2 separate regions of the Homo sapiens genome follow, and region 2 is linked to region 1. The links are chromatin loops, found by intact Hi-C in ENCODE. Cell type or tissue: breast epithelium. All regions are shown on one strand.

The links. Hi-C counts contacts between places; a loop is a spot of excess contacts. Peaks named below come from ENCODE experiments on the same cell type or tissue, not always from the same donor. Only the 100,000 strongest peaks of a DNase experiment are listed, where the experiment ranks them.
Region 2: a loop joins it to region 1, with 7 times the contacts of the local background. A loop is called at or near these places in 1 of 110 quality-filtered maps.

Annotation. Positions count from the first base shown.
Region 1 is chr5:113,126,523-113,129,022 of GRCh38, forward strand. The region is part of intron 5 of MCC (MCC regulator of Wnt signaling pathway); the gene reads right to left. Among named protein-coding and RNA genes, the nearest start is that of DCP2, 150 kb to the left of the region's middle. In breast epithelium, no CTCF peak of the experiment used is centred here; no DNase peak of the experiment used is centred here.
Region 2 is chr5:113,052,522-113,055,021 of GRCh38, forward strand. MCC (MCC regulator of Wnt signaling pathway) reads right to left here. Exons shown (of 19, transcript NM_001085377.2): 15 at 1,204-1,438. Among named protein-coding and RNA genes, the nearest start is that of DCP2, 77 kb to the left of the region's middle. In breast epithelium, no CTCF peak of the experiment used is centred here; a DNase peak (open chromatin) is centred at 1,290; H3K27ac peaks cover 1,094 bases.

The DNA of each region.
Region 1 (2,500 bases):
ATTTTCTGGAAATTTGTGACAACTTGAAAAAAACTCAGATGAATCGTATAGCCTAGAAATACAAAAACAAACTTTTTTTAAGGTATGTCATAAATGCATGAAATATATACATTAGGTTGATGCAAAAGTAATTGCAGTTTTGCTTTTGAAAGTAATGGAAAAAACCGCAACTGCTTTCACACAACCTAATAGATACTAGTCTATGTGTTAATTGACTGCTTATGTTATCCGTAAGGCTTCAAGTCAACAGTAGACTATTAGTAGTTAAGTTTTTGGTGAGTCATGAGCTATGTGTGGATTTTTAACTGCACAGTGTAGGGGTTGGTGCCACTATCCCTCATATTGTTGGGGTTTTTTAAACTCTTATTTTAGGTTCATGAGTACATGTGAGGGTTTGTTACGCAGGTAAACTCGTGTCTTGGGGGGTTTGTTGTACAGATTATTTCATCACCCAGCCCAATACCCAATGGTTATATTTTCTGTTCCTCTCCCTCCTCCCACCATCCACCCGCAAGTAGGCCCCAATGTCTGTTGTTCCCCTCTTTGTGTCCATTTGTTATCATTTAGCTCCCACACACAGTATTCAGTTTTCTACTCCTGCATTAGTTTGCTAAGGTTAATAGCCTCTGGCTCCATCCATCTTCCCACAAGACATGAGCTTGTATTTTTTATGGCTGCATAGTATTCCATGGTATATACGTACCACATTTTCTTTATCTAATCTGTCACTGATGGGCATTTAGGTTGATTCCATGTCTTTGCTATTGTGAACAGTGCTGCAATGAACGTTTGCATGCATGTGTCTTTATAGTAGAATGCTTTATGTTCCTCTTGGTATATACCCAGTAATGTGATTGCCGGGCTGAATGCTAGTTCTGCTTTTAGCTCTTTGAGGAATTGCCATACTGTTTCCCACAATGACTGAACTCATTTACACTCCCACCAACAGTGTGTAAGTATTCCCTTTTCTCTGCAACCTCACCAGCATCTGTTATTTTTTGACTTTTTAATAGTAGCCATTCTGACTGGTGTGAGATGGTGTGTCACTGTGGTTTTGATTTCCATTTCTCTAATGAGCAGCAATATTGAGCTTTTTTTCATATGCTTGTTGGCTGCATGTATATCTTTTGAAAAATGTCTGTTCATGTCCTTTGCCCGCCTTTTAATGGGGTTGTTTTTCTCTTGTAAATTTGTTTAAGTTCCTTATAGATGCTGGAAAGACCTTTGTTTGATGCATAGTTTGCAAATATTTTCTCCCATTGTGTAAGTTGTCTGTTTACTCTGTTGATAGTTTCTTTTGCTATGCAGAAGCTCTTAAGCTTCATTAGAACCCATTTGTCAATTTTTGCTTTGTTGCTATTGCTTTTGGTGTCTTTGTCATGAAATCCTTGCCCTTGCCTCCATGCAGAATGAAATTGCCTAGGTTGTCTCCCATAATCCTCACATTGTTTGAGGGTCAACTGTAATGTCATGACTGAAGGAAAAGATATTTCATTGTTTATTAAAGATTCCTTCTCATTATTGGTTAGGGGTAAAATAATTTAATCAGAAGAGGGAAAAGTCAATGGAAGTATAATTCTTACTATGCTATCTAGACTTCAAGCTGAAAGTACTATGGAGTCAACAGCATTTGATAGACTGTCATGTCACTAACTATCCACATTATCTATCTCATTTTGGGTGCACATTCATGCCTTCCATTGGATTGGAATGATTTGTGGAGAAGAGCCAGATGGTCATCTGCCTGCTTTGACAGCTGTCAAGCTGTCAGTCAGCTGTGGCCAACTAATCCACCCTACTTGACCTGGTGTTTTTTGGGCGAACTGCATTCTTTCTTAAATTAAGAGTAGACTTGCCTTTAAATGGCTGGCTTTCTTTTAAAGAACAAAGTTTTTTGTTTTTTGTTTTAAAGCTATTGGAAGGAAATGTATTCCTTTTAGTTCTCTGAAAGAATCTATTACATACAGGAAATAAGTGATGAATAAAGTCCTCGTTCTTTCTTCAATACTATCTCCTCTTATTTTTTCAGATAGCATAGAGAAGATCAGACTCATCTATGAATCTTTTGGTGAATAATTGAACAAATGGGATTTTGAAATGCTCTCCTATGAATATAACAATCCATTTTTGTCTTAACAAGAGCTCATATAAGATCCATATTCAAGAACTTCCAAATATTAAAAAAGAGATTGATACAGACCACACAGGAAAACAGGGAGAGAGAAACACTCTTCTTTCTGGGTTTTATTTTTATTTCATTGCATTATACTTTTTAGACTGTAAATTAATCAGAACAACATGTTTTGCTGGCAGACAAGGAGGTTTTGGTTACAGTTTTTGAAATGCAACAACATGAAGATGAACAGATGCCTGTGTGTTTTGTTGGCTGCATGTATACCAAGATGTACGTGATACCAACAACACACAGGTAACTGTGTGCCCAAAGATCAGGAGAAACATCAAGCTCCTAGTGCAGGCCTGAAATCTTAGTGGTCAGATT
Region 2 (2,500 bases), 74 kb before region 1:
AAACTTCGCCCAGATTCTAGCTCAAGAAGCTCCCAAGGACAGGGCTGTGCTGAGTGAGTCACCCCTGAGGGTGTCAGGATGGCTGCTGTTGCCAGCTCCCCTCCACTCTCCAGAGATGGTGCGACCAGGGGGTTGTTTTTCTCCCTGCTGCGGACAGTACTGATCCTAATAGGAGCCATTAACTCTGCACTGCCACGACCTGCTCTGGCTTGCTAGACTCCAGTTCCTGACCGGTCCTAAACTCAATCTCTGGCTCTCTTCCCCTCCCCGGAGGTCAGGTGGCTGAAAGTCCCAATCCTCCAACACACGCCTGGTCCTTCTGGTGACCAGCCCACATTCTGAAGCTGTCTAGGGCCCACCATAAGTCACCTCATCAGCATCACAAAGACACCCCTAGCTCAGCAAGAAACTCCAAGGGTTTCTCAAACTCTGTCCCAAAACCAAGGACAAATATCAGATATGGTCTTATTTATACCACAGCTGCCTTGTAAGAGCAGGTACCAGGTGAAGGGCTGGTGCCTGGCATTCCACACCAGAAACAGGCAAAGTGATGTCTTGTTGTAGGTATGGCGGTTTAACTACTTCCCAGTAGGGGACACCAGCTTTCCAAGAAAGCTCCCTTCTGTAGAAATACCAGCAGGTAGGTATCTCCACTAGCAGCTGAAGGGCCCAGTGTTTCAGATCCACTGAAACACTGACCTCAACAGCACTGTACACCTTCACTGGAGGGCACTATGGTCTGAGCAGGCTCGACATTGCACCAAAGGTACAGGGTGTCAGGAAACTAGGGCTCTCGGCCAAACTCTACAACTGGCCTCACCCTGTTCTCCCCCTGCCGGAGTTAACATCAGCATCAGCAACCCAAGACATATTTCCAAGCATTCTTGAGATTAGGGGTCAATTTAGATGGACAGAGGCTCCACCCTGCAGAGGTCTGACCTGGCTTCTCTTAGAGGATGAAGGGCTCCAAAGTTGGGCTGGGACACCCTGAGAAATCCCTTAGAAATTCAACTCCCCTGTCCAGAAACACGCAGCCCAAGTGACCCCCAGACATAGTGAAACCAGCTCTGTCTATAAACAAGGGTCTAGCTCTTCTCTGGGCAGGAGGGGTTGATTCCTCCTTATCTGCTGGACCTGCTTTCAGAGGTTGTTTAGATTTCCTCCTGGTGGCAGCCTAGCACATGGGACCCACCCACCACATACCTTCATGGCCATGAGCTCCTGCATAAGCACTGCGTTTTCCAGATCCAGCCTCTGGCTGTCTCCCCGAGGCTTGACGTCATAGCTGAGAGGATCGATGTGGATGCTTTCCAGCTCCAGCATGGTCAGCTTGACCGCAGCCCTGTCATTCTTGAGCTGCTGGATATAATCCTTCAGCCTCTGCTCGTCTTCTTTAGTGAACTCGGTGTCGCAACTACTGGCTGTGGAGCTGGTTGTGCTGAGAAAGAAGAAAAACAAAGACCCACCACCCTGTGTTATTCCAAGTCATGGCAAATAGATCTTTCCTCCTCACTCTTCTCCACATTCCCTCTCCCCAGTGTTATTTAGATGGTAATCCAAAAATCAGTTTTCTTCACAGCATAGGAAAATGATACCACCTTTTAGGAAAGAATTAAGTATGAAGAATAACAAATGCTTACACTCCTTGACGCAACACTGTGGACTCTAGAAATGAATTTCTAAGGAAATAATTCCACAGAAGCAAAAAGATACACATACAAAGGAACATAATCTAAAATACAGTTTAGTGATTTATCACACCTATCAAAAGGAGGGAAATCATGTGGACATTACAGTGATAATTGTAATAAGTGAAATTATAGTGATATCGACAATGGTGGTGATATTTTGAGGACATAGGTTAAAAGATATTATATATGTAATAAAAAAGATACTCATGTGGTCAGAACTTAAAAAAGGTATATTTAAGGCAACAAAAGTTGAAGCACAAAACTCCTATGGCATGATCCACAGATGCGTGTCACACCCTCGCACGTGTACGCAGGTGTCCCAGGCTGTGGCAGCCGTCCCTGCGGAGCAGCACCGAAGGGGGCTGTTTTGCTGTGTTTACTTCTGTTGTTTGCAACATGTACCATGAAAAACACAGGGGTGCACAACACAGCAATAACCACTTTGGGAGTAGGGTACCCCCTGGCCTTCACAGGATAGTCTGAGTATAGTGTTCACTATAGGGACTCGGGCTGGCCCAAGGGCCCTTGGCAGCCCAAGGTGAATGGTGACCAGGCAGGGAGCCCCCAGCTGAACCCCAGGCCTGTGGCAGCCCAGGAAGGTTTCTAGGGGACCAAACCACCATGAAAGGGGGAGCACCACTGGAAAACGGAGGCCACGGCTTTCAAGTGGGCTCTGGCCTTTTCCAGCAGTGGGCAGGCTGCTCCCCGTGCCTCCGAATAAGGCCCACTCCACTCGGTTGAGGACTCTGAGGCCAGTGTGCACCGACAGCAGTTTCTCTGCACTTGCACTGGGCCTCCCTAGGGGTGAC